Regions from separate parts of the Homo sapiens genome. Here region 2 is linked to region 1. A link is a loop called in an ENCODE intact Hi-C map of the cell type or tissue named here. Cell type or tissue: MCF 10A. All regions are shown on one strand. Links, peaks and the distances in the headings refer to the core of each region. The heading gives the core; the rest is flanking DNA.

What was found. Peaks named below come from ENCODE experiments on the same cell type or tissue, not always from the same donor. Only the 100,000 strongest peaks of a DNase experiment are listed, where the experiment ranks them.
Region 2: a loop joins it to region 1, with 10 times the contacts of the local background. A loop is called at or near these places in 4 of 110 quality-filtered maps.

What each region holds. Positions count from the first base shown.
Region 1 is chr5:158,166,666-158,181,966 of GRCh38, reverse strand. No RefSeq gene overlaps it. Among named protein-coding and RNA genes, the nearest start is that of LINC02227, 240 kb to the left of the region's middle. In MCF 10A, for the core only: a CTCF peak has its summit at 6,832; a DNase peak (open chromatin) is centred at 6,856.
Region 2 is chr5:158,007,586-158,022,886 of GRCh38, reverse strand. No RefSeq gene overlaps it. Among named protein-coding and RNA genes, the nearest start is that of CLINT1, 160 kb to the right of the region's middle. In MCF 10A, for the core only: a CTCF peak has its summit at 8,774 (motif pointing left); a DNase peak (open chromatin) is centred at 8,736.

The DNA of each region.
Region 1 (15,301 bases), core at 3,345-11,344:
TCCATTTCTTCTCTAAAATCAGTCTTTGTTATCTGCCACATTGTGCTTTCTGATTTCTGTGAACTTCAACAATGCCTATTATCACTACTGGGCACTTAGTTCCTGGCTTGCCCTGATATTGTGAGAGAACATTTTATCTTTATTTGTTTGGAGTATGCAAATACACTTTACTTTTTTTAAGCCTGGAGTTGTGACTGATACTTTTTCTGAAATTACTATAGAAAGCCTACAACATTTTGTGCATAGGAGGATGGCTAGATGGATAGAAGATGGATATACTTTGGAGTATTCAGTGGGTACTGATAGACATAAGGCAGATATGTTTATATTCAATGGGGACGGAATTGTGGGTCCCCACTTTGACCCTGAAAGTCACTGCAAGGGGTCTCTAGCCAACTATGGGCAGCTACAGATGTTGAGCCTCTGCAGACTGAGATGCTGAAATGAAAGAAGAAGACACTGAGTGTGAATGGAAGAATATTACTGATAAACTTCCTTTCACTCATGACTTTGTCCACACCTGGGCCTATCAGCAGGTCACACACTTAAATTTTGAAATTTTAAGCAAAAATTTCAAGAGTCCCACTTCATATACAAAAAGTATATAAAGTATATTTTTAGAGTGTTAAAAAAATTTTTTTGAAATAGAGTTTTTCTCTGTCACCCAGGCTGGAGTACAATGGCATGATCTGGGCTCATTGCAAGCTCCGCCTTCTGGGTTCAAGGGATTCTCTAGCCTCAGCCTCGGGAGTAGCTGGGATTACAGGTGCCTACCACCATACCTGGCTAATTTTGTATTTTTAGTAGAAATGGGGTTTCACATTGTTAGCCAGGCTGGTCTTGAACTCCTGACTTCAAGTGATCCGCCAGCCTCGGCCTCCCAAAATGCTGGGATTACAGGCGTGAGCCACCATGCCTGGCCCCCTCTCTATATCCTTCAAAAAAAAAAAATCTCTGTACACAATCACTTCTGACAAGTTTGGGGCCGGGCAGGACTAGTTGGGTGAGAGTTCTTTTTGGCCTAAAATCTAGGTCCAAGTAATTACCATGAAAAATCTGGGCCCCATCTCTGTTATAAAAGTGATATCTGCCTAAAGCAGAAAGGTTAAGGTCCCTGAAATGTATCAAATGTCCTAGGGAGCTGAGCTGAAAGAGACCCCTGTGCTGGTCAGAACAGGAGGCCAGCCACGCAGCACCATGTTCTGGCTTTCTCCCTCGGTGAACCACAATCCCACTCTCCTTTTAAAGGAATGACTCCAGTGAGAAATCTGCAAGGACCAAACAGATTGGAAAGGATAAAGGAAAGGAGTCTGCAGGCTGAGCTGTCAGCAAAATAAATAAGCAGTATTAGAGATGGGACAAATGGGAACCTCTGGAGCCAACAAACTTCTCGTCCCTCATGCTGGCATGTTCCCACCAGGACAGCCGGCAAAGAAGAGAAAGGCTCCCAAGTGGACTGGATGATGCCTGTTTTATGGGAACTGCTCTAGCTGCTTTCACACATGTCATTTCATTCAATCCTCTTCTGAAACTTGCAAGGAACAGGTTATTGTCTCTGTTTTACTAATAATGCCAACCAAGATTCAGAGAGGGTAAGTACCTGGGTGAAGGTCACATACCTAGTCAGTGTCAGAGCCAGGATTCAAATCCATGTTTATTTTCTTTCAAAGCTCTGCTCACTATGCCACAAGTGAAAACAGAATCATTGCATGTTTCAGCTGAAAAGTCACCTAATCACCACCTCCATTTCACAGGTAAAGAAACTGAGTCCAGAAAGGAGAAGCAACTTGCCCAAGGCCACACGGTGAACTTGTGACAGGTCTTCAGCTGCAGCCCAGGCCTTCTGGTTTCCACATAGGAGCTCTCATCACTTACATCCACCAGGACTCTTCAAGGAAGACACACTCAAATGGGGGCATTAGAGGAGAGTTTAACAAAGGAAGTGTTTAGATGCGAAGGCCCATTTAAAGGAAGCAATAAAGGATTGTGAAGCATCCAAGGTGCAGCAGCATCAGTGGGTCCATGACTACCCAATGCCTGAAGTGACAAAACTGGGGCCCTAACCCCAGAGAGCACTGTAGCTGGGGCTGTAGCTATAGCTGAAAGGAAGCTCTGAATTTGGGTAGAGAAAGCCACTGCCGGCCACAACCTGGCAGGGAGGGAATGAATACACAGACCTCTCCCTCTCCTTGTGCCCATGGTCTTTTACTGGTGCCTCCCATCAGCTGAACCCTAGGGAAAGCCAGAAGGTGAGGGATTCCCATGATGCAGTTTCCAGGGGCCCAGAGCAAGATGGAAAAAAGAGGAGAGAATGCCTGGAGTGGTAAATAAAGACTCTGAGGCACACTGCTAGGCAGGGATGCTTCTCTGAACTTCAATCCTTGGGAAGAGTCTGGCGTCAGCAGGTCAAAGACAACAGAAACAACAAAAGTCTCACATCCCGGTCAATGTGAGGCCAAGAAGGCTTTGCTTTAGGTAATAAAGCATTTCTCACAGCATAGAGCCGGATTGCTCACTGCCCACTGCGGAGGTATTATCCTAATCCGGTCAACCTGTCTGTGATAAAAGCAGGTAGAAGCCTGGCTCCAATCACCTCGGCATCAAAGGCATCTCTCAGGGACTCTTCTGCTTTGGAACCCAGGTCAGTGCTGGTGTTTGAGGGGAGAGTCACTGGTGTTTCTGGTGTGCGTTTGTGAGTATTTGAGAAGTAAAAATAGGAGGAGAAAGCAAGAGGGTGATTGCATCTGTGCAATAGCATATTTGCCTTTTACCAGTTCTTAGAATTGAAGGCCACTTTTAAAAGAAAGACAATCCCTACACAAAGGCAGTTTAGGCATCCTGGTAAGGCACAGCCCTCCTAGCTGTGCCCCTGGCACAGGTGTCCTCACTTTGGCCACACGTACACACACACACACACACACACCAAGCGGTCAGCTCTCCCAGGCCCATCCCAGCCTTCCATGCCTCCTTGAAGTTTCAACCTCAACTTCCACTGAGTCCCGCTCTTCTCGCTGATTTGGTCATATTTCCTATTTAGTTTAAATCAACAGTCCGATTTTATCAACAGTAATACTTTATGGAGGTTTATTTCTTCAAACAGACCATGCTCCTCTTTGCCATAAAGTTAATTTTATGTTCTTTGTTCACTTTCCTAATCTGCAAATTACATCCTCCTGTTCCCTGATTACTTACTATTGGAAAAACAGCCCTTTTTTGCTTCCAGTTTGAATATGCTCTGCCTTATCTTGATGGCCCTAATCTCTCTCCCATCCCTGGCCCCTCAAGGAAGCTGCGAGGACTGGCAGGGTGCAGTACACGGCCAGCACCAACACAGCCTGGCCACTGGGCCAGGCCTGCATGCCTCGCTCCGCGTGGGCCTTTCTTCTTTTCTTTTTTTCTTTTTCTTTTTTCTTAAGCTGAGTGTGGGAAGGGGCTCAGTTGCAGCAGGAGGATTAGAAATTCTGGGACCCACTCCACACTCTCAGAAAGTCCTAGTGGGAAGAAGGAGAACTTCCGACACTCAGAGAAATAAGGACAAACGCCTGGGAGGGTGACATTGGCTAATATTGCATGAAAAATGAACCACCCTTTTGTTGGGAAGTGTGGCCCAGAAGAGGAGGGGCTGCAAAAGGCATCGAAGGCACCAGGAATGGGGAGGGGGAAAAATAGACACAGTCCTTACAAGATTGGGGTTTTTTAAGAGGATGGAGGTGAGATGACTCGGCTGTCAGAAATGGCAAAGAGAATTAAGCCTGCCTGTAACTGCAGAGAGAGAAGGGAGGAAGGCAAATGCAGAAGAAGAAGGACATTGATTTAAAAATATTAAAAGACAGAGTTGGAAGGAATCTAAATAAAGCAAGTGCTTTACAGATGAGGGCAGTGGGATCCCAAGACAAGTCTCCGAAGTTCTAACAACAGCAAAGGAGTAATCCTATTGATGATGATGATAATGGCAACTGATATTTGCTTACTGTTATTTCCCGGACAAATCCGTCTTTTACTGCAGGTTTGCAAATGCCCATGTTTATTTCTAGTTCTGGGCTTCTAGGTCCTCCATAATAGTAAAAGCTCATGTTTATTGCAGGTGTGTGACAGCCACTGTTTAAATGCTTTACATGTCATATTGCACTTAGTCCTCCTCCCCCCACAGGAAAAAAAAAATCCAGGAGGTAAGCATTGTTATTATCTTGATTTTACAAGTGGGGAAACCAAGACCTACAGAGGTTGATAACTTGGCCGGCATCACAAGTAGCCAGAAGTCACAGCGGATCTATCTCCCCAGCTCACACTGAAAAACTATTTGTTGGATGAATAGGTGACTCTTAAACTGATGTATTCTTCGTACAATCCTGCTCCAGCGCTAGTCCCATCACTCTGATTTTCTGGGGGACACTCTGTCAAAAATCCCTCCAGACTTCTCTGTTTCTGGGGCAGAGTCTTTTGAGTCCCTGGGCCAGACCAGGGGTGAGGTAACTTGGTAAATGGCTGAATAGTAAATAGTTTAGGTTTTGCAGACCACATACCAGTTCTGCCATATACCTTTGTTTCTGTTTTTGGCTTATTTCAATCCTTTGAAAGTGTAAAAATCATTCTTAGCTTGAGAGCTCCCTCTTACTCCTGTTCTTGGTCTCAAAACCTTGGAGTCAAATTTCCCTCTCCTACCACCTACCCATCCAATCATAAAGTTCTTTGGATTTGGGGTGTCTCTCAAAATGCCCTTTAAATCTTTTTTAGCACCCATGTCCCCTAGTTCAGGACCCCATTCTCTCATGCATGCTCTGGTCACCAAAATGGTCTCCCTGCTCCCCAGAGAAGCCCATGTGTCACCACTGGATTTATTTTCCCAAACAATGCTTTGCACAGATAATTCTCATGATAAAATATCCTCAAATCTAAGCCCCTTAGTCTGCATTAAGGACCAGTCCCCCAGAACACACACACAGACACCCATACAGTTATATAGTCCTTAATGATCATACACAGAATCCTACTAACATTTAATATGCTAACATCACACTAACAGCAATAAGCATACTAACATTGAGTGAGCATTAATATGAGCTAGCCACTCTGATAGACACATGATCATCTCAGTTAAGCCTTACCAGACAGAACCCTATGAGACAGGTATGATTGCGACCCCATTTTACAGATGAGTTGCTGAGGCCCAGAGAGGTCTAGAGAGATGAAGTGACATGAGCTAGTTTATGCAGTGAATTGATAAAACGAGGAACTGAATGGTGGCCATCAGACTCCAGAGGCCGTTCCCTAAATCTCCACCCTCTATGGCCTTTAACCATGTCTCCCCCTCTGCCCTCTGAGAACCTCAACCACAGTCCCTCCGAGAAACATCCTCAAAGGGACCACATCTCAACTCTTGTCCTGGAAAAGATGTTGATGCCTGAACTTGGAGCACCATAAATGGAGCAGGCATGCCCCTCTGTCCAAACAGCAGACCCCATCAGATGTCCCCAGCACCAGGCTGCCAGCCAACAAGAGGGCAGCTCCGCACAGCTGCATTGCAAAGCAGCAGACCAGGGCGAGCTACTAACATGTGGATGCCGCCACTCCACAACTTGCTTAAAAGCCACACTGTGTTTCCTGGACAATGGCCGCAGGCCAAAACACACACATTCCAGTTTTTACGACTATAAGGTAAGCATTCTTTTAATGGCTCTTTCCCTGTTCCTTCACTCTCATTTGTGTTGTTTTCCTGGTTCCCTCTCCTGGATTTTTTCCTTTCTTAGCTCAGCTCTGCTCTCTGCCTCCCTTGTTTCCAGAGCCTCCTGCCTCAAAGCTTCCTTGTCTCTATCTCCTGCCTGGCTTTTCTGCAGCTTCCTTACTGTAGTAGTCTTCTCCTCCTTTCTGGGTTTTGGTCAGCTTTTCCCTAATTACTAGACTTCCCTTCCTCCTGTCTTCCTGTTTGCTTAAGGAAGCCTCCCTCCCCTCCCTTCACTTGTGTCTTCTTCCCACTTCTGCCAGCCTGCCGGCCTCTCTGCTTCCCAGTGGCCTCTCCCCATTGCCCTTTTCTTCCTTTCTGGACACCTGGTCATCCTTGCCCCACTCTCCCTTCCCCACACCCTTCATCTTTCACCTCTGTTCTTTGTCCCTTGTCTCCTCTCTCTGCTCCTCCCTCCCCTCCCTCATGGGTCCCCTCCTGGTTTCCATCCCCCCATCACCCCTCCCCTTATCTTTGTTTTCCTTCTTTCTGGCTGCTGATAGAGTGGGAGTAGTTGCAGGCTGTGTCCCTGATTTCACATGCAGACCAGGAGCCAGCCTGTCAGTCTAACAATAAAATTGCACGGAAACGGAGGTCTCAGTGCCTACATGCAGTTTGCCCCTAAATGGAGCTGAGCTAGAAGGTTTCAGAGCAAAGCCACCAAGAGTCCCAGGCATCTGGTTCTACAGGCAGGATAGAGAAAGGACTTACTGTTTCTTTTTCCCACTGATCTGGTGTAAGTCAAGGCCAAAGACCAGGGCTGAGACGTGTCATTTGTAGGTTGCAGCCTTGGGGTGGGACCTCCATGACCATCCCTGCCTCCTGACAATAATACACAAAACACACACGTGCGCACACACACACACATGCTCATTTTCTTATTCACTTTCCTTCAGAGCAAAGGCCCTGTAACTTTTCAGATGAAGTATACAAAACTCCCACACTGCAAAATAAAAGCTATAAAGAGAACAAGAGCCACTACCACAGAAGGAGATGTTGCTGCTGGGGAAAGGGCTGCCTCCATCCCCTCTACTCCCGCCCATCAATTCTTTTCAACTTTAGTTGTTCCCTGTTTCCTTGACTGAGCCCCCATTCAAGCTGAGCTGGTGCCTTTCCTTAGAGGACAGCGCCATCTAGCAGGTGAAATGCCAGACCCTTAGCTGAGAGGCGAGAAGAAAAACTTTCCCAGCTGCAGGCTCCCTGGTTCCCAGCTTCTCTTTTTAAGTCTCAGCCAGTCAAACCCCAACAGGTCTGAAAAAATGTGATTTAACCCTTTAGCCTTGTTGAAGATTTAAGTGTCTTCCAATCACCCCTATTTCTCCAGTGCCTGATTTTGTTTCCATCTGTGGCCTTAGTTCCTAGAAAAAGCTAGAACGTTCTAGGTGAGCCAACAGTCTGCGTCTGATGCTTGGGACTTAAGGTGACTTTTTTTTTTTTTTTTTTTTTTTTTTGAGACGGAGTCTCGCTTTGTCGCCCAGGCTGGAGTGCAGTGGCACCATCTCGGCTCACCACAAGCTCCGCCTCCCAGGTTCACGCCATTCTCCTGCCTCAGCCTCCCAAGTAGCTGGGACTACAGGCACCCGCCACACACATGGCTAAGTTTTTTGTATTTTTTTAGTACAGATGGGGTTTCACCGTGTTAGCCAGGATGGTCTCGATCTCCTGACCTTGTGATCCGCCCGCCTCAGCCTCCCAAAGTGCTGGGATTACAGGCGTGAGCCACCGCGCCCAGCCTTCAGGTGATTTTTTCCAAAGCAAAACAAAATAGAATTTCCCAAAGCAGTCTAGAGGATGGCTTAGGCTCCATCTGGAGTTAAGTGGCAATCTTTCTTTCTCTTTCCTTTTTCTATCACGGTTTCGTCTTTCCTTCTGTAAAGACCCTATCTCCAAATATGCCCGCATTCTGAGATAGTGGGGGTTTATGACTTCAACATCAACTTCTGGAAGAACACAATTCAGCCCATAACAGATGGCAGATGGTTTTCTTTTCTCTTGCAAACTCTGATCAGTTGGTGGTGGCTGCTCAGACCCCTTGCCAAAGAGAGTGAGAAGGATTCTAAGATCAAATCCATATGGGGCAGAAAAGAGTGCTGTGAATGACTGTCAATGTCTGCTACAGGCATGGGAGTATGGAGGGGCAGCGGGATGGTCCCATGCTTGCCCTTGCTGGAGTAGGGCATGTGCACAACATAGACCCTGCCTCTCAGGAGCAGGGAACATCTATCAGCACTATATATCTCAACATACCAAAAACATCCCAAGGCCACACTTCTGAAAGAAGGCCCAGGGCCATTGTGTAGTCCTCTCAAGCCCTTCATTTTACAGATGAGGAAAACTGAGGTCCAGAGAGCTTGTGTCTTGCCTATGATCCCTCAGCTCCTTTGTGGCAATACCAAGACTAGACCCTAACTTCATATCTCCTGACCTATTTGCTTTTTCCCAAGATCTCCAGTTGCTCCTGGTAACATCAAATGAAGACAGAAATTCTTGTATTGCCCATGCGAGATTCCCCAAGTCCCTCATCCTACAGACCCAAGAAGGAAGCATGTGAAGAGAGCGAAGCTAAACGTTGAAGGTCCTGGTTGGAGTTGGTGGTCAACTCCACTGTTGCTTGGATCACTAGGCATTAAAGGGTTCTGAGGCTGCATTTAGGCCTTTCCAGAGAGAACACTGTCATCCATTAGCAATGGCTGCCATTGCTATGGGCACAGGATTGGACAGTAGAAAGATGAATATTATATATTTGTCGGGTTAGGTCATCTCCGAAGTCCCTTCCAGTTCTAAGATTTTGCAATAAGAGCCTTGAGCAGGAATCAGGTTTCTTTCTTGAACTTAAATGAGAAAACTAGGTTAAGGGACATGCTGATGTTCTGGATGTCTGAATATATATGTGACCTGCTCCAAGGGCTTTCAGAAAAGGCCTCTTCTTTGCACCGTTATGACCCAGAAGGCCCAACTCCCCATTACATATGATCCATAGTTTCAGTCCCACTGAAGTTCTTACTGGTATTTCTCCATATGCACTTTTCACCCTAATGTCAGCTAGTGAGACTCAGGCTCTGGATCACGGCTGAACCTTGGCAACTTCCATTTACTTGATGCAAGTGACAGGCAAAGAGTGGTTACTAAAGAGTTATCCCTTAGCCATTGCAGGTGAGGGGATATGCAAAGGTCAGCTGGCTCACAGGCCCCAGAAAAGGTCAGCTACAAGAAAAGAAGTACCATTTCTCAGAGGCTGTCCAACATGCCACAACACTTGTATGTGTCTGACTCATGGGGTTGTTCAGGAAGAGATACTTTGAAACGTTGAATACATTTGCCTCTTAACTCCATATAGAGGCAAAGACATGGGTTCAGGTTCTTCTGCTCCAACTCAGCTTGAAATCTCCAACTCCCTTCTACTCATCCGTCTTGGCAGTTTCACCTAGACCAGCTTCTAGGGAACATTTGAGGTAGGTGTTTATCACCTGGAGGAAAAAGCTCCATGTGAATGGCTATGGAAGAATGGGAGAACTGGTTAAGAACTCAGCTCTAGAGATGATCATATCTAGGTTCAAATCTCAGTCCCACTGCCTTCTAGCTGTGTGACCTCAGACAAGTTACTTAACTCCTCTAAACCTCAGTATTCCCATCAGAAAAGTAGGGAGAATAACAGTACCTTTCTCATATTTGTAAGAGTTAAACAAGATCATAGTTACTCGTGCTATTATTGGTATTATTAATTCAACAGACAATTAGGGTGCACCTAGTCTGAACAGGTTGGAGTACAAATATATTGTTCTTCACAGAGTTCATGGTCAGTTCCAATTTAGCTATGTAATAAGTGCCAAATCAGATACTTGTTCAAAGTACAAGGAAGGAAGGATTAGTTCAACCTGGGGATCAAGAGAAGTTTCTTTACAGAGTCCATAATATTTGAACCTTAAAGAAGGAATAAGATTTTGCCACAAGTCTTCAAGGAATCAACATATGAAGGGAGGAGCAAAGCCTGTTGTGTGAACTTTGAATATAGGCTGTACCCGGAGATGAGGAAGTCCCTGGATTTACTCTCAGATGGAACTCCTGATCCCAGGAGGGAACACCTTCAGGAGTCAGAAGATCTGATTTGACCCTGGATTCCTGTGTCACCTCAGTCAAGTCACCTTACTTCTCTGTGCCTCCACTTCTTTAACGTTAAATGAGATGGCCTTCCTGCAGAGATGTTCCATGAAGCTTGAAGTTTTAAATAAGAGGTGTGAAAAAACTTTGGGGAATTGAAAGAGCTATTCAAACAAATAATAATAGCAGTAACAAATGCTACACAGCACTTACTACATGCCAGGCACAGTATCAAGGGCTTGCAAGCGTTATCTTATCAAAGTAACCATTCTGTTGCCATTTTGCAGATGAGGAAACCTATTTGGAAAAGCGGTAACTTGCTCAAAGTAATGCAACTAGTAGGTGGTAGAGCTCACATTGATGTGTCAGTGAGGGACAAGGGTGGTAGTCATCTTCCCCACCCCTAGACATGCTGGAGCTACTTTTTAATTATCTTGGGGTACAGCTGGACTGATTTCCTCATTGCTCAGATGAGAAACTGAGGCATCAAACAATGCCTGCTCAGAACTGGATACAGGGTGTAGGTATAGTGCCTGCTTGAGTCCAGCTTGCCTACAGCTAAGGAAGCAGAGAGGATTCTGGGTTCCTCTATGCTCTACTTGGGAGATTAGAGTCACAGCACATCACTCTTTCCTTGCCCAGTGGGTGCCAAGAAGAGCTCAAATGCCAAGTTTCATTAAAGCATACCCCAGAGGGTCACTGTCTGGACCAGGAACAGCTGGATCACAGAACACAGGCCTCCGCCTCTTACAAAATTCCTGAGGCCATCACTTGGCCAGATCCAGAACACCCCACTGGAGATCCCAAGTTTACTGGGAAGAGTTCTCTTATTTCCCCTCAAAGAGCATTGGCAGAACAGGGCTAAGGGAAAGAAGGCTCAGAGCCACCAGTGCCTCCAGGCACAAAGGGGAAAGGCCAGCCATAAGAAGCTGAGAAGGAAGCTGTCTGGGGCTCCTGGGTGGACCTAGAAAGGAGAATGAGGGGGTGTGTTTGGAAGCTGGGGATAGCTGAGGCCTCATAGCTAGATAGAGTTTGCTCAGGGCATCCAAGGAATTTCACCTATTGAGAAAGCTGGGACGTAAAAGCTCCCAGTGAAGGGGGTTGGCATCCATGTGCCTGGAGCTGGGGGAAAGCTTTGGCTGCAATTTCCTCTGCTTTTAAACGAAGGAGGAAATGGAAGGTGCTGGTGCATAAAACAGGGGAATAGCAGGGTGATTTTGGGTGCTAGCTGTCCACCTGGGTCTCTACAGCTTCCTCCATTCTAGCAACCTGTCCAATTTTCACCTTCCTCTTCCTCTTTTTTTTCTTCTTCCTCTTCTACTACTGTTTCTAGATCACATTTATTGAAGGCTACCTCTAGGCCAGGCACATTGCCAACAGCTTTATATGCATCATCTTATATATACTGCATAACAACGCTAGGAGGTTGATAATACACAAAGATATTAGAGAGAAGGAAACTAAAGCTCAGAGAGGGTTAAATAAACACCCCAGGGTCACAGGTCTAATGCACCTTCCAAATCCAAACTTATGCCTTACTTCATAGGCAAGGCAGTATGATATTCCCATTATACCGCCTTGTGTATGAAATCTTTGTGTAGACAGGGAGCCTATCCAAGAACTGCCTATGAGAGGCTGAGCTTGGGCTAAGTCTTTTACTCCTCAATGAGAGAAGTTACTAGCTGTGGCACAGTTAAATCACTAAAGGGAACTTTCTTCAAAACAGAGATGTGAGAATACTCAATTGTTCTCAGATAGGAATATAAGAAAGCTGTCTGCATTGTAAGAGTTGAAGAAAGAAGCAGCCCCAGCCCAGGGGAAGGAGTCAGAGACGAGGAAGAAGGCTAAACATTGTAGGCTGATGAAGGGGTGGACTTTGAACCCAGGCCTCAGCCAGTGCTGCTGTTGACAACGTCATCTTGAGAAGACAGATGAACAAGTCAGGGTGAGCCAAGAGGGAGTAAGATCCTGGTGCAACCATGATAAGACTTAAGCTGAAGCCTCACCCAGGAATGGTACAGGACTAAACTTTACCAGTTGCACTGTGAGCCAGTGAGAAACTATACCTCTGGAAGATTGGCCACGGTCCAAGGCTCCTCAGTGTGTGTCCAATAAAGACTGACCACCCTTTGGGCTCAGCAAAGCCCTGGGGTATTTGGTAATTAAGGGGTAGTGGAAGTGTCTGGGCTTCCTTTAATAAGGCATATGAGGATTTCAAGGAATCAAATGGAAGAATAAGAAAATGGATCCTATATGCACACTGAGATTGCTCCACAAGCAGTAATGTGACTGAGTTTTTCTTTACTATTCCTGTTGGTCTTTCCATTCCATTGGCATGATATGGGATAAAGAGCAGTAGGGATAACTTGCTCAAGAAATCCATAACTCAGCTGGGCACGGTGGCTCACACCTGTAATCCTAGCACTTTGGGAGGGCGAAGCAGACAGATTGCCTGAGCTCAGGAGTTTGTGACCAGCCTGGGCAACACAGTGAAACCCCATCTCTACTAAAATACAAAAAATAAGCCGGGTGTGGCCACGTGTGCCTGGAGTCCCAGCTGCTCGGGAGGCTGAGGCAGGAGAATTGCTTGAACCAGGGAGGCGGAGGTTGCAGTGAGACAAGATCGTGCCACTGCACTCCAGCCTGGGTGACAGAGCGAGACTCTGTCCAAAAAAAAAAAAAATTCCATAACTCACTGACACAAAGACAGTTTCTCTCCCCCAACCACCTCAGGATCATCATGTATGGCTGTATAAGCTATGCACTGCTCAGATCCAGTGGCACAATTCACACAGACTTTGATATGAGTGTTTCCTCCAGGAGTTATGCAATAAACAGATGCTGGACTGCATTCGTTCATCTGTTAAGGATCGGGTCAAACACATCCTTCTCCAGGCAGTCTTCCCCAAACAGTCCAGCTGACAAGAATCCCTCCGTCTTCGGTATCCCCACGGTATATTCTACAAGTCACTTTCTGCCTTGTAGTCAATGTTTCATGTGAATGGCTTGTCTTTCCCACCAGACTATGGCTTTTAACCTTTTTGGAGAGGTCCTAGGCCCCTTTGAAAACTCAATCAAAAGTTCAAACATTTTCCCCAAGAAAAAACTGCACAAACACATACAATTTTATATCCAATTTCAAGGAATTCATGGTTGCCCTAAAACCCATCCACAGCCAATAGAGCGTAGCTTCCATGAGAGCAGAGACAGTATCTGTCTTGTTTACCATGGCATCCTGATTGTTCACACAGTGCCTGGCACACAGTAGCGTAATAAATGCTTGTTGAATGAAGAAATGGTTCAACTCTGGAAGGTTCTTGAATACAGACTAAGTGTCAGAGCCATTTTTGTAGCTTCAGAGAGTTTTCAAGACAGTGGGCCCTTAACCAGCCTGGCGTACACTCAAAATGCTAGCTGAAAAATTATTGCTCAGCCCCACCTGGGATAGACACCTCATCCAGCCCAACCCTTCCAGGGCCAGCCAGACAAGGAAACTTCTCCAAGCTCCAGAGTCTCCACAATGGAAAGGCAACATCTCTGCTTGGTGGTCTTTTCAGGTGCTGAATGGGAAATCTGACTCAATGACATTTCTGGCCACTTAAGAGTTCTGAGAATTTATGCTTCCTTTCCTTGCTGCCCAAGAAAATAGAGAAGTTTGTTTAGTAAACTGAATGATATGGTTCATCAAATAATAAGCCCTCATATAATTTGCAAATTAAACTGTCCTCTACATTTTCATAAGCATGCACTCTTCTAGTCCTTGCAAGTCATACAGTGAAACAGAAAACAGATATTGTCCTCATTTTACATATCAGGAAGTTGAGGCTCAGAGAGGCCAAGTAAGTTGCTCTAGTCACACTGTTTTTCAAAGGCTAGAACTAGCACCCTGGAATTCTGTCTGTTTCTCTGGCATTCTTTTTGCTGACCTTAGGCTGCTATCTAAGCAATTACAGAATCATGTATTAAATGTCTTCTATATGCAGATGTCAGCATGCTCTGAGTTTGGCCTATCTGAGCCATGCCCCAGAGTCTGTCTGCATCAAACTAGAAAAGTTAATCTGCTCAGCAAGTATCACCTGCCACAGGGTTCCCATTGCCAAAGGCCAGGCTAAATCTGGCCAGGGACTGCCACTAGGTCTTAAGAAAGTCAAAAGCCAGCCACACAATTGCTCAAAATGGCCTGTCCCTCCTCCATCACCAAGTGCTGACCACAGGAACCACACCTCCTCTCTCCCATGAGTGGGCCAGGTGTGTCTTCATCCCTGGGCTGTAGGTTATGACAGAAGATGAGGGCTTGGACCATGAATATCCACAAAGAACAGTTCAAATGACTGAAGGAAAAGAGAGAAGACTGGGAAGTGAGGTGACTTCTTCGAGCAGGGGCCTCTGCTCTAAGGAAAAGAAGTCAATGAGAGGCATTCAGAGTGATCTTTAAGCACAAAAAGGGACATCCCACTACAGACGATTTAGACTCACTTTTTTCCATCTGTATCAAAAGTAAAAAAAGATAAGCACTCCCATTGCAACAGGCAAATTTTAGGTTAAGTGTGAATAAGGACATCCCAACTATAAAAGTGAATGAAGCTGTGGAGTGTCCACCACCCCTAGAGAGCTTTGGAGTACGATTTGCAACTCATGTTACCAAATTGCTTAAAGGCAGGTAAGCTTGTATCAAGACAAAGAGGCAGCCCAGTTGACCTCTATACTGGACTACTCTTCCCAATTTGACATTTTGTTGCTACCTTGAATCATAATAATGTGTTATGCCTGTATAGACTTTACAGTTTTCAAAACACTTTTATGGAGATTTGAATCACCTCTAATAATTCTGCAAAATAGTTTGGGGAGAAATTACCATGTTCAGTTTAGAAATGAAGAAAATCAAGAACCCACAGCCAGGCCGGGCAGAGTGGTTCACATCTGTAATCCCAGCACTTTGGGAAGCCAAGGCAGGAGGATCACTTGAGGCCAAGAGTTCAAGACCAGCCTGGGCAACATAGCAAGACCCCGTCTCTATAAAAAATTTTAAAAATTAGCCAGGCATGGTTGTACGTGCCTGTAGTCCCAGCTACTCGGGAGGCTGAGGTAGGAGGATCACTTAAGCCCAGGAGTTCAAGGCTGCAGTGAGCCAAGGTTGCACCACTGCACTCCAGCTTGGGCAACAGAGGAGACCCTGTCCCAAAAAAAGTGGCGTGGGGTGGGGTAGGGGGGAAGAATCCACAGCCAGCCAGTGAAAGACCAAGACAGGACTTGAACTGTGACCTTGGAACTCTTACAGGGTTGTGCTTTTTCCACCAGCTATGGAGAACCATGCATCTTACCCGCCGAGACCTCAACTCTCAGCTACTCAATTTCCAAGGTCTGAATCTTTGTGCCAGCCATTTGGATTTCTGAGAAAGCCCAGGGAAGCCCATACACAGACACTCAGGCCATAGCGGGCAAGAGTGAGAAATCACAGTGACGTGCTTATCTAGCTGGAGCTGC
Region 2 (15,301 bases), core at 4,162-12,161, 160 kb after region 1:
AGGAGGCTGAGGCGGGAGAATCGCTTGAACCCGGGAGGCAGAGGTTGCAGTGAGCCAAGATCACACCATTGCACTCCAGCCTGGGTGACAGAGCGAGACTCCATCTCAAAAAATAAAAACAAACAAACAGTTGTAGGGAGGAGACTGGCAGATTTGCTGCCCTCAGACATGGCAGAGGGAGATGGGATAGCAGAAATGGAAGAGGGACATGAGTCACTCTTAGAGAACTATCCCCCACTTCTCTGACAATGTGTTTTCCACCAAGACAAATGGCAGTAACTCACTCATATTAACTCAAGTAAAGGGTGGAGGTGGTTGTAAGAAAAAAAAAAATGCCTCATGGGACCCGGCACAGTGGCTCACACCTATAATTCCAGCACTCTGGGAGGCCGAGGCAGGTGGATCACTTGAGCCCAGGAGTTTGAGATCAGCCTGGGCAACGTGACAAAACCTTATCTCTGCAAAAAAATAAGAAAAAAATTAGCTAGCCTTGGTGGCGCATGCCTGTAGTTCCAGCTGCTAGGGAGGCTGAGACAGGAGGATCGCTTGAGCCCAGGAGGTCGAGGCTGCAATGAGTTATGATCACATCACTGCACTCCAGCCTGGGTGACAGAGGGAGACCCTGTCCCAAAATGAAAGAAGGAAGGGGAAGGTGAAGGGAAAGGCGAAGGGGAAGGCAGGCAAGGCAGGCAAGGCAGGCAGGAAGGCAAGAAGGCAGGAAGGCAGGAAGGCCTCATGGGAAAGCAGAAAAATTTGAACAACCACACTCAAGAAAGGCAAGAAACAAGGCACATCTAGGGCTGGGCCTCTTAACCCTCTCTTTTTTGTTCTTTATATTCCTCTAACAATAACCTTCCTCATTATTTCTGCATCATTCATGTGTTCCTCTCTTCATATGTTAACATTTTAATTCTAGCTCCTACAGCTAACTGGTAATGGGATCCTTATTTTTCAGTTCCATATCGCAAAAAAGGAACCTGGCCTGCCCTGCTTGTTTGAATTGAGACAAATTCTAGTAACAAGTCGTGGGTTATTGACAAGCCCATAGACAATGCCAACTTTGAGACAAGTACAGAATCAATGTGGTGGGAATAAGAATGGGAAGAGAAGGCTGGGTATGATACTTCATGCCTGTAATCCCAGCACTTTGGGAGGCTGTAGGCTGCTTGAGCCCAGGAATTCGAGACCAGCCTAGGCAACATGGCGAGACCCCCATCTCTACAAAAAATACAAAAACTAGCCAGACATGGTGGCACACGCCTGTAGTTCCAGCTACTCAAGAGGCTGAGGCAGCAGGATAGCCTGAGCCTGGGGAAGTTGTGGCTGCAGTGACCCGTGATTACGCCGCTGCACTGCAGCCTAGGTGGAGTGAGACCCTGTCTTAAAAAAAAAAAAAAAAAAAAAAAAAAAAAAAAAAAATCGGAAGACAGAGTTTTAAGGCGTGGAACATAGACATACCCACTCAGGTGAGTGTGAAGGCAGAACTTCCTAAGAAAGCAGTGTAGACTGTATAAAATAACCAAAAATTAACTGTCTTAATCCTCCTCCAGCAGAGACTGGTAGCTGGTGGCTTAGGATGCAGAAATTTACATTTCTTTTAAGACAGCCTCTTCTTCACTGTTCCATGCAGATGATGACTTCCAACTGGGAGAGTCTTCAACTCTCTGCCTGAGGCTTTTGCCAATCATAGCTGCACTCATGCTCAAGGCAAGCTAGAGGTTCCTGGGGGTTGATGGCACCAGGTGCAGTCCTCAATGACAAATGGGAGTTGGTAAATACTCCAGAGGCTTTGGCCCTTAGGGGGGGCAACTATGAGGCTCGTTCTGCACTTTCTCCCAGAGATCCAGAGAGCAACTGAGCCACTTTCTCACAGAAATAAGCTGTTCCATGGCACTTGCTGTAACGGCCCTCCTCCCTTCCTCGGCTCACTTCACACTACTGCCTGTGCCTCGGAGATTTACAAATCCAGCTCACAGGGTGCTTCCTGAAAACTCAACCTATGGAAAGAATTTTCCATAGTTCAGAGATTGAACCAATACTTTTTCCAGATCTGTGCTCCAGATCTCATTCTCCTCCCACTGTGTCATGCTTCCCTGGCCCCTGTTCTGTGATGCAATCACCTGAAAACACACAGATAGCAAGGCAGTAAAAATCCACACATTTATCATTTCCTACCATAAGATGTGTTTGCTCTAGTGATCAAATTGGACAAGCAAGTGGTTAGCTCCCAGATTTTCTGAACTTGTGGACTAGGTCACATCTCAGCAATTAAAACAGTAACTTAACAGTAACTTTCTTAAAACAGCTTAAGAAATGAATTGGCCAGGCACGGTGGCTCACACCTGCAATCACAACACTTTGGGAGGCTGAGGTGAGCTGATCACTTGAGGTCAAGAGTTCAAGACCAGCCTGGCCAACATGATGAAACTCCACCTCTACTAAAAATACAGAATTAGCCAGAAGTGGTGGTGCATGCGTGTAATCCCAGCTACCTCGGAGGCTGAGGCAGGAGAATCGCTTGAACCCAAGAGGTGGAAGTTGCAGTGAACCAAGATTGCACCACTGCACTCCAACTTGGGTGACAAGAGCAAAAATCCATCTCAAAAAAAATAAATAAAATAAATAAATAAATAAATAAATGCTGGGCGCGGTGGCTCACGCCTGTAATCCCAGCACTTTGGGAGGCCGAGGCAGGCAGATCACGAGATCAGGAGATCGAGACCATCCTGGCTAACACGGTGAAACCCCATCTCTACTAAAAATACAAAAAATTAGCCGGGCGTGGTGGCAGGCGCCTGTAATCCCAGCTACTCGAGAGGCTGAGGCAGGAGAATGGTGTGAACCCGGGAGGCAGAGCTTGCAGTGAGCTGAGATAGCACCACTGCACTCCAGCCTGGGTGACAGAGCGAGACTCCATCTCAAAAAAAAAAAAAAAAAGAAAGAAATTAATTAGGTGGTCCAGCCTCAGAAATTTCTCACAGTCAGAGAAATGCAGTCAACAACTAAAAAGGTAATTTTAAAACAAAATAAGCTCTTCAAATGGAAAGGTAGATTCCATCCATGCTTAAGAACTCAACATCAACATCACAAACATTCCGCCAAGTTAATATATAAATTTAATGCACTCCAAATAAAAATTATCAGCAGTATTTTTTAGCTATTTTCTTATGGAAAAATAAGTAAGTAAAACTAGCCAGAAAAATTATACTTAAAAAAAACAATGAGGGAAAATTAGCCTTGCCAAATATTAAAATATAATATAAAGCTACATTAATTAAAGCAACATAATACTGCCCCATAAATAGAAATGTCAATGGAATAATCCAGTAATAGACCCCCAAAGCATACCAAAATTTAATATGTTATTAAAGAAATGCATTCACACAATGGGTAGCCATATGGAGAAAAAAAATTGAATCCATTCCTCTAAACTTAAAACAAAATAAATTACAGATGGAGTAAATATTTAAATGTAAAAAATGAAAACCACAAAATTATTAGAAAAAATAGAAGAAATGTTTGTATGATCTTGGAATGAGGAAGGCCCTCTAAGCATGACATGTAAATCAGAAGTCAGGGAAGAAAAGACTTAAGTTTGACTGCACAAAAATAAAACATTTTTGCACACCAAAAACCTCCATAAGTCAAAAGAATACATGGCCAAAAAAAGACGTAGTTTTGTGCAATTAATATCACAGTGGCTTAATTCCCTAGCACATAAAGAACTAGAAATTTTATGCAAAATCAACAACTTAATATTTGCTAATAAATGTGCAAAGGATACAAGCAGACAATCCACAGAAAAAAAGTAAAAATGCTCTTAAAGCATGATTAGTTTCAGTCATAATATGAAATGCTTAACCTTACTAATGATAAGTACAATTAAAACTATAATGAAGTTCCATTTTTCATCTATCAAATTGACCACATGGAAAAGTTTAGAATCACTGTTGTTTGCTTGCTTGTTTGTTTTTAGAGATAGGGGTATTGCTCTCTTGTCCAGACTGGAGTGCAGTGGCACAATCATGGCTCACTGCAGCCTCAAACTCCTGGGCTCAAGTGATCCTCCAGCCTCAGCTTCCTATATAGCTAGGAGTACAGGAGCGTACCACCACACCCAGCTAAATTTTTTCAATTTTTCATAGAGGGGGATCTCACTATGTTGCTCAAGCTGGTTTCAAACTCCTGGCCTCAAACAATCCTCCTGCCTCAGCCTCCCAAAGTGCTGGGATTACAGGCGTGAGCCACCACACCTGGCCCACTCTCTGTGTTGTTGAAGATGCTGGAGAACAGGCAATCTTACACACTACTGGTGCAAGTATGAAGGACACTATCTACTAAAATTATAAATGCACATACCCTTTGACCCAGCAATTCTACTTTTGTGGGCAGTTCAGAACCCTCTCTAGAACAGGGGTTGGTGAACTTTTTCTACGAAGGACCAAATAGTAAATATTTCAGGCTTTGCAGGCCATGGGCTCTCTATCTCAGCTACTCAATTCTGTCATTGTAGCATGAAATCAGCTACCGAGAATATATGAATAAGCATGTCTGGGTTTTAATGAAACTTTATTTACAAAACAGGTTGTGAATACGATTTGGCCTGCAGGCCAGTTTGCCAATTCCTGCTACAGGAGGGCATCGGGAACAAAAAGGCTGCACACACCCTTGCTATGGCAGAGACCACTGGCTGTTTCCAACTCCATTTCTCACATATAGTAAAAGCTCTGCAGCTAGAACTTGGGTGACCAGTCAGGAATTGCATTTCTCATCCCTCTGTGCACCTTCTTGGCCACATAACTAAGCTCTCCGTGATGTACGAATAGAAGTATAACTTCTGGCTCACTTGCTTAAGAAGAAATCTCTGTTGCTGGATCTGTTCTTTTTCCCCTTCTCACGGGCTGCTGACAGTGATGAGAAGGATGTTAAAGCCAATACTTAAAATGGCAGCACTGCCATCAACCAGGGTCCTGAATTACTGAATGGGGCAGAGTGATCCAGGGCAGGTCAGGTTTGCAACATAATAAAACATAATAAAAATTGTTGCAAATTTGACCTGGGAGAGAAAAATCTTTTTGCTTCACAACCTTCTAAGACGTTAACATTCCTGATAAAATGCTTAAGCAATTTTCTGTGAACTTTAATAGGATTAAGGTTTGCTCTGGAAAACCAATTACCTACATGCCCAATTACCCACACACTCAGTGGCCAACTGTCAATCAAGAGCCTAGTGACCTTTAACCAGACTTTCTTTTCTTTCTGTGTCTAGTCTAACAATGATTATCTAACCATCCTCTTTTCCTATAAAATGTCCCTGCCAAAAGTGAATTGCGGAGGTGGACTTCTCAGGTCCATTTCCCTTCTACACATGATCATAATAAAACTTTAGTACATGCTCACAACCAAATTGTCTGAAAAGTTTCCTCTAACACTTGGAACATTCACATGTATGTTAGTCCATTTTGCATCACTATAAAGGAATACCTGAGACTAAGCAATTTATAAAGAAAAGAGGTTAGTCCATTTTGCATCGCTATAAAGGAATACCTGAGACTAAGCAATTTATAAAGAAAAGCCTGGTTCTGCAGGCTGTACAAGCATGGCTCCAGCATCTGCTCCTGGTGAGACTTCAGGAAGCTTCTAATCATGGTGGAAGGCAAAGGCGGAACAGGTGTATCACATAGCGAGGGATGGAGGGAGAGAGCACGCACACGAGAGAGTGAGAGAGAGAGAGAGCGTGAGCAGACAGGAGGTGTCAGGCTCTTTAAACAACAAAATCTAGTGTGAATTCAGAGCGAGAACTCACTTATTACCTTGGAGATGGCACCAAACCAATTATGAGGGATCCACTCCATGACTCAAACACCTCCCACCAGGCCCTACCTCCAACATTGGAGATCACATTTCATGTAAGATTTGGAAGGGACAAAACATCCAAACTATATCAATGTGGTCTTGTAATGTAAGTGAGAAATAAATTTACTTTTATTTGAGTCACTAAGTTTGGGTCTCTTTTACAGCAACTTAACCTACCCTAATAAATTTACACTTTAGAAATTTGCTTTGAGTTTACTAAATGCTTACCTTGTGCCAGAGACTATACAAAGCACTTTATATGCATTATTACTAAACTCCATTTCTTTTTCACAGTACAGATCTGCAGCTAGGATTGGATTGCCAGCCAAGAACCTCCACTGCTAATAATGATAATAGCAGCAATAACAAGAATAGTACCACCTAATACTTATCAAATGCTTACAATGTGCCAAGCATTAAGCAAAACTCTATGTTATTCTTTACAATCTTACAGGGGTTCTTCTTTAAAAAAAAATCCAAGTTTAATCACTAGCATTAAATTAATCTCTCTGACTGGTTAATACACTTTATTTAGAAAATGAAAGCAAATCTGCTTTGCCAAGATAAATTTCTGACAGTAAAACTTAACTCAATCTTCTTGGTTTCCGAAGATGCAGAAAAAATGAATCTCCTCTTAAAAGGGATAAGATTCCCAGCATACAGCATCACTGGGTGAGAACTGGTGGTAGGATTTTTTCTTATGCTTCCCAAAGAGGGATCTTATTTTTATAAAGGCTGAGAAGTGCCACACACACTTTTGCTGTTTAGGATTAGCTCATGGGCCCTTTAGAAGCAAAGCTTTGAAGGTGCCCTCCAAGACTTTTCTCCTATTTCTCAAAGAACTAAAAATAGAATAACCATTCAACCCAGCAACCCCATCAGTGGGTATATACCCAAAGAAAAATAAATTGTTCTACCAAAAAGACACGAGGCTGGGCGTAGTGGCTCATGCTTATAATCCCAATGCTTTGGGATGCCTAGGCAAGAGGATCACTTGAGTTCAGGAGTTCAAGACCAGCCTGGGCAACTTAGTGAGACCTCATCTCTACTAAAAATAAAAATTAAAGAAATAGTCAGGCGTGGTGGTACATGCCTGTAGTCCCAGCTACTAGGGAGGCTGAAGCAGGGGGATCACTTGAGCCCAAGAGATCAAGTCTGCAGCAAGTTATGATCTCACCATTGCACTCCAGTCTGGGTGACAAAACAAGATCCTTTCTGCAAACAAAACAAAGAAAAAGACACATGCATTCATATGTTCATAGCAGCACTATCTACAATAGCAAAGACACGAAGCCAACCTGGGTGTCTATCAATGGTGGATTGGATAAAGTAGTACATATACACCACAGAATACTACTTGGCCATAAAAAAGAACAAAATCATGTCCTTCACAGTAACATGGGTGCAGCTGGAGGCCATTATTCCAAGTGAATTAATGCAGAAACAAAAGTCAAATATCACATGTTCTCACTTATAAGTGGGAGCTAAACCTTGAGTACATGCAAACAAAGATGGGAACAACAGACAATGGGGACTCCAAAAGGAGGGAGGGAGGGAGAGGGGCAAGGGCTGAAAAACTTCCTATTGGGTGCTCTGTTCACTATCTGGGTGATGGGATCAATAGAAGTCCAAACCTCAGCATTATGCAATCTACCCCTATAATGAACCTGTGTATATACCCCCTGAATCTAAAGTTTAAATTTTAATTAAAAAAAAAAAAGCTTTTCTCCTAAATGCCTTTTCTCTTTCAGAGAAAGAAATTGTCTCACTTTGCCCCCAAAGACTTAGCTCAGTTTTAAATTAAATTAAAATTATAGGTATAGGAGGGAAAATTCAATTTCGAATTAAGGTACAGGCTGGACCTCAAATCTTGGTACAGCCTTTTCTCTCAAGGTGTTGTAAGGTCTGATATATTCATGTCTGACCTTAGTAGGGTTGGACAGATGTTTTTGTTATTGTTTTATGGGGGTTTTAGTGGGATCTTTTCTACCTAGTGATACTTCTAAGGCAAGGTTCAGAGGAAGGGTCTCAAATGGGGGCATCTGCATCCATGCATTATTGTAAGATCAATTAATAAACACCGGGGACACATCTAAGGGCAGGAATCTCAGGGCCATAGCCTCTGGGTACCTTGCTACCAAAGGTATGAATAAACCACATGATCCTTCTATGTTGTCCAAGAGCAGAATCCTGTTTTCTACAGTGCTTCAAATCATCTGAGAGTGTCTAAGCCTCAGTTTCCTCATCTGTTAAATGGAACCATTAATACTATCTCATAGGCTTGCTGTGAAAATCATTATGGAGTATTTAGGTGCACACACTCTGAAAGTATGCAGCCTGTATCTTAATCTTTATGACATTCTTTAGTACAGTGGAAACCCTGGGCAAATAACTTCTTTGTGCTCAGATTTCTTCATCTCTATAGTGGGGATAATGAGAATATCTATATCATGGGATCATTGTAAGGATTACATTCTTGTATGGTGCCTCACATAACATAATTGGCATCACTACCACTACTACTGTTACCACTACTGATTCTATTTAGTAAAAGAAGTTTCTAGCCATGTCACGCCAAGGGGAGGGGTTGAAAATGCTCCTTGAACCCCTGAAATAGGCTTCCTTGGGAGAATGATCTCCAGAAAGAGGGTCAAGCATTCTGGGTTTGTGAGTGCAGGAAGCTAAGACTAGTCTTGCACCAGCCTCCTAGGGTTGGCCTGTGCCCTGGGATGTGGCTGTGCACCTGAACTCAAGGAGAGGATCAAATCTGATGTCTTGGCAGCCAGAGCTCTCAGTACGCATGGCCCAGTCTAGCCCACAAGAAGTGGAATGTCCTCCCTGGAGAACCACTGAAGGCTCCTCTCAGATGAACGAGCCTATGGGACCGTGCAGAATTCAGCTTCACCAGCGACACCCTCTGGCAGCAAGAAAGAAACAGCCGAGACAGCATAGGGATTTCTCCCCAGATTCCCCTGGTATCAAAAGAAGACTGGCTGCCCCAACCAGTTCTTTTGAGATTAAGAAAATATCCTGGAATTCATAGACATTTTCAGGACTGGAAGTCTCAAGAGAACTATATTTGGAGTCCGTTTGTGAGGAAGAGATTAAGCAATCTGTTGGAAAACTAAATCATCTATCTATCCATCCATGCATCCAATTCCCAAATAATTATTGAGCATTCACTATGTGCCAGGCACTATTTAAAACATTAAGGATATAGCAGCGGACACGGTAGTCAAAGAGATGTGATGATATTTGTACCCTGTGATTGCAGAGCAGTTCATACAAGCCATTTAACATAGAATCATATTGTAATGTCAAATGTGTTTTTTCACTTCTCCCTCATCCACCCATCTCACGCAGTGCATCTAGCCCTCACCGAGGTGCAAGGGCATCCATAGACAATGTTAGTTAGGCCAAACCCTGGCTTCGTTGGCCTGCCCCAAAGACTGCAATTATCCCTAAGAAGGAGTCACTCTTTTGGGTTCAGATCATGCAACTGCCAGAGTCCTTATTTGAATGCAAATAGCCTTGCAGCAGTGACACATTACATCATTGTCATTCATTATCACCTTTCAAGTGTCACAGCAAGGCTGGGGGTGGGGGTGAAGAAATCCTGGAGAGGGAGAGAATCTGAGTGACTTCTTCCAGGAAGAACAAGGCTAGCTGTTGTGGCTCAACAGGGGAACAGGAAGGGGGCTACCGACAGGTTAAAGAAAGGTGAGGTGAACACAAAACCATTTTTCCCTACTTCAGGGGGTGACTGAAGGACTCTCTTGAGGGAGAGACCAGAAGGCAACAGGATGATCAGTAACGAAATGAAGGATGCCTTGTATTAGGCTATGCAATTCAGTTTTGTTTTCACGTAGACCTGGAGTGCTTAAAAAGGTTCACAGTCCTCTATAGAAATGGACAGGGTATATAACAACATAGAGGAAATCTTTACTTAGTAGGTGAACTCACCCACCCTCAATAAAGTTAACTTGGTGAATAAATCAGAAGCTTCGATGGGGAGGAGATTTCCAAGAGGCATTTGATGATCACTCTAAGACTAATTCCAGGGCTTGGTTTAGCTGAATGGGGCATATAAGTTACAGACACAAGCTGAATAGCCTGGACAGGAGAGTCCTGAGAGGCTGTTTGGATTAAGAGACAGGTGGCTGGCAGAGGACAGAGCTTTATTAGCTTTCTATTGTGTGGTCTATGATGCCAACCATATTCCCTGTTTTCTCTTGAAATCTTCAGTAAAATTCCATTCTTGTTCATGCCCCAAAGACCTTAGGGAACGGTCTGAGCACCAGCCAGCCCCAGGAGGCCTGCCACATCTGGGTTCCAACTGTAAATATTTAAAGAGCTTGAGCTGTACAGGGTCCAGTGCACAAAGCCTGCTGCTTAATGCAGGGTTGTTGGTCTAGGGATGGGATTTTTTAATGGTGGCAAAAAAGGTCTAGATGTTCAAAATATGTTGTTTTCATGAGGCGATACCAAATCAATGCTTTGTGTTCAAACCCCAAGCCCCTGATTTCCAAAAATGATGATGCCTAATCCTCAAAGCTAGCGGAACATACTAAGTATAGTTTTCCCATCTTCAGGAGAGACATGACTCCGGTTCAGCAAGGATAGAGAACTTTATCAAAGTCACCTCAACCAATGAAGACAAGAATCAGAGTACCTGGCTCTCCACTGAGAGTCAGACACAACCCAAGGGGCTGGGAACCACATTTGAGCATAGAGCTGAGCTTCATGAAGTTGATTTCCTGAAAGAACATTCCATCTACTTCTCCATCAGAAGGCTGTTGAGACATGACTGGGTAGCACTATTGTTTACGTTGTAAAATTCCAGGCCATCAAGCTGAGTCAAGTTTCAAATCCAGCAGTAAAAAGAATAGCAGAGCATTCTCAAAGGAGCTCCAGAAGACAGCTTCCCCCAAGGTGTATCACCAAGACGGTTCAACCACAGAAAGCTGAAGATAAGTAAACTACAATTTCTTGGAAAATCACCCAACTCATAAACGACACAGTCCACCAGATTCAATAAACATTAGCATCCTTGTTATAATTTCCATGCAATTTGACATCCTGAAGAGCTCTACTCTTGGTCCAAGATCGATTGCCAGCAATTGCCACTCACTTTTATTTTGGGGCTAATGGGCAAAGGCATACTGTTTTGTGGCTTTTCCTTTCTGCAAACATGCTTATGCCTTGGTTAGTCAATTACCCCCATGACTCCTATATCCATTTGCAGTAATTTCTATTAAGGAAAGTTCCACCCCTTGCACTAATGGGAGCTTTGATGATCAACTCAAGGTCCCTAGCTACTATGTTTATCTACTATCCCTGCCAGGCCTCCAAGACCTTTCTCAGCACTATAGAGAAAGGGATCTTTGAAGAGCATAATGGTTCTCATTACTCCTCCTTCCACACCCACCTCACTAGCAGACAGAAATCAGCATGGGTGACAGCCAGCAAATCAACACTGGGAACAATTGCTACATTTGTCATTGTCAGGCATAACATGCACAGACACACATGTGCCACACACAATGGGATTTTGCTCACCAGCAACCCTGTGTTACTTATATTTTTCACTGTTAATATTTTTTCACTAATTTAAATAGTTCCTTCCATGCTGTTGTCCCAGAGTAAAAACCAGACATGCCCATTCTTAATTGCACAATGATGAAAGATTTCATTATCATAATGAATTACACGTGCAACCCTTTTTCAGTGGCACAACCCCAGCTCCTGACAGCCAGAGAAGCAACAGGGAGAAGAACCAAAAACATAAGTCAAATATAAAATTGGAGGGAAAAGACAATAGAGAATTATACCAACGTTTAATGCAATGGATATGGCTGGTGGCGAGAGCCCTCCCTATTCAAGCCAGGCTTCCAGAAAACAGCAGGAAAAGTGCTAAGACAGATTTTAAACAGACTCCTCCTTGCTACTCAAAGTGTGGCCCACAGAGCAGCAGTGATGGTGTCACTTGTTAGAAATGCAGAATTTCGGGCCTCACCCAGACCTACCGAATCAGAATTTGCGTTTTAACAAACATGCGGGTAATATGTGGGTACATTGAAGTTTGAGAAGCACAGCTCTAGCTCATTGGGATATGAGAAAACAGAAGTCTCCTAAGGATGGAAGACCAGTTCTAATAGAGTTCAGATAGAATGAACCCAGCGGAGAACATTAAGAAAAGAAGGAAGGCTGGCCGGGTGCAGTGGCTCATGCCTGTAATCCCAGCACTTTGAGAGGCTGAAGTGGGTGGATCGCTTGAAGCCAGGAGTTCGAGACCAGCCTAGCCAACATGGCAAAACTCCATTTCTACTAAAAATACAAAAATCAGCCAGGTGTGGTGGCAGATGCCTATAATTCCAGCTACTCTAGAGTCTGAGGCTGGAGACTCACTTGAACCTGGGAGGCAGAGAGCCAAGATCACACTACTGCATTCCAGCCTGGATGACAGAGTGAGACTCTGTCTCAATTTAAAAAAAAAAAAAAAAAGGAAAATATTTTAATAATAATAGTAAAAGTATCAGGGAAGAACAAGCCTAGATAATTTTGATTCATTTATCACCCTACAATCATTATTGACCATCTTCTATGTGTAGGCAGGATTCTAGGTGCTATGGAAACAACAATGAACAAAAAAGACAAAATTATCTGTTTTCATGGAGCTTACATTCTACTCTGGGGAGACCAATAGTAAACAATAAATATAATAATGAATCATGTGGTATGTTAGATGGTGATGAGTGCTATGGAAAATAACAGATAGGAGTAATGAAGGCAATCGGGAAGGGTTTGCAATTTTAAGTGGAAAGTTCAAGGTAGGTCTCATTTCAGCAAAGACTTAGCAGAAAAGAAGGAGTAAGCCTTGCAGATTTCTGAGAGAAGAGCATTCCAGGTGTGACTGGCATTTTGAGGAACAGAGAGGAAGCTTGTGTGTCTACAGCAGAATGATAGAACAGAAGAGGAGAAGGAAAGAAGGTCAGCCAGGAAACAGGAGTGTGGATTAGGTAAGGCCGTGTAAGCTGTTGTAAAAACTTGAGCTTCTACTGAGTCAGATGGGATATCAATGGGGAATTTTGAGCAGAAATGTGACACAATCTAACTTATATGTTTCAACAGGACAACTCTAGCTGCTGTTTGAGAATAGGCTCTTCGGGGTAAGCAAGACTGGAAGCAGAGAGATCAATTGGTAGATTTTTGCAATAACGTAAGCAAGAAATGACAACAGCTTGGACCAGGGAGGTTGAAGTGGAAGGGGTGAGAAGTAGTCAGATTCTGGATAGGTTTTTAAGATAGTGTCATCAAGATTTGTTGATGTTTTGAATGTAGGGTATGGCATAAAGAAAGAAATCGAGAATGATACCAATGTTTACAGCTAAGCAACTGAAACATTGGGGAATATGTAAGTGTAGCAAGTTTATGGGAGGAAGATCAACAGTTTGTTTTGTACACATTGGGTTTGAGAGGTCTATTAGACAGCCAGATGAGGATGCCAAATAGAAGACTTCAGAGGTGAGGTCCTGAGCAGGAGATATAAACTTGGGAGTTGATGGCATATGAAGGTACTTTAAGGCCATGAGATTGAACAAGAATCCCTAGAGCAGAAGTAGAGATTGATAAGAGAGCCAAAGATAGCCTGAGGCCCTCCAAGAAGAGGTTGTGGAGAGGAATGACTGGAAGAGGTTGAGAAGGAACAACCAATGAGATAGGAAGAGAGCCAAGACCCAGCCAAGCAGGACGAATCATTTTATTTGTCCATTTTATGGCAAGATAAAATGTTGAAGAATTAATCAGTGGACTGTTTCATTTTATTTCTGTTTCTCTGTATCAGAAGGTTGATGTTTTCCCCTTTTTTACTCTTCTGTTCAAACAAGACCTTAACCTTTACTCTTGAAGGGAAGGATGGTCACAGAAGAAACACTATGAGAAATAAAGTTCAGCTTTAACCTTCCAAAAGCAAAGATCCTGACATAAACAAGTGTTTGGGGAGGGGTGTATTGCTTGGCTACCTTTTCATTGACACAAAGAGAGGAGAAAAACTTCTCTGTGCTGGGGCAGGGCAAAGAGTTTGAAGGGATGCAAGAAATATGGAAGCTTTCGAAGAGTTTGAGTCCCAGTTCCATAACTTATTGATGTATAACTTGGGGGAGGCACTTGAATTTTATAGGCCTTAGATTCCCCATCTCTGGGAAGCAACACTGCATTCAGTCCCTCCCACTGTAGTCCAAAAGTGAAGAAATTATAGAGACACATACACACCAGATAAGTCTGGGAATTTGGGAATAAATAACATCTATGCCCTACTTTATGCTTGGAATCCTGGGAGACAGTAGTTTTGCAGTATTTTGCATGCTACCAATGCATGTGAGCTATAGACTATAGAAGGCATAAAGGGTAGTATGAAAGGACAGATGAATTTTCTCATGCCTTCAAAAGAGACATAGAAATTAAGAGACCAATAAAGGGAGCCAGCAAATCTGAACAGGCCTTGCAAAAGGAATAAATGGGCCCGGGTGCGGTGGTTCATGCCTGTAATCCCAACACTTTGAGAGGCCAAGGTGGGCAGATCACCTGAGGTTAGGAGTTTGAGACTGGCCTGGCCAACATGGTGAAATGACGCCTCTACTAAAAATACAAAAATTAGCCAGGCATGGTGGTGGGCGCCTGTAATCCCAGCTACTCGGGAGACTGAGGCAAGAGAATCACTTGAACCCGGGAGGTGGAGGTTGCTGTGAGCCAAGATCATACCACTGTACTCCAGGCTGGGCAATAGAGGAAGATTTCGTAAAAAAAAAGGAATAAATGGACATCATAATGGAATGTACCATAGACATTGTCAGTCAGAATAGGCTGTTATGTTGCAATATAATACCAAAATTTCAGTGGCTTAAAACAACAAAAGCGTATTTCATACCCATGTTACATGTACATCATGAGTGGGTGGTAGAACTCTGTTCCTTGTAATCCCTCAGAGACCCAAGCTGATGGAGTAGCTGCCATCTTGAACATTGCCACTTACTTTGCAGAGAGGAAGAGCTCTTGAGGGTGTCACCAGCAACTAAATGTTTAGTCCATGGATGGCTAAGTGTTAACAGCTCAGTGAAGGGTCAGGGTGACAGCCTCCTGCACCTGCCCTTTTTGACAGCCGAGTTCTTATTCGGTTTCCAGGAAGAATCAGGTCACATGAACTCTTTGAAGGGCAGTGTATGCGGAGGATTTTACTGGGCAATAAAAGTGATTCTCAGCGGGATGGGGAATTAGAAAGGAGATGCTGTGGGAAGAAGGTGATCTTTACCTGAAGCTGCACTGTCTGAAGTTAGCCACGTCTATCCATAGTCTTCAATGCTCAGCAGCATGTATCCTGATCACTTGCATCAGCCTCTTTTTGTTACTCTGCCAGCTGAAGTCTTTTTATGTGCACAGAATAGGGGTG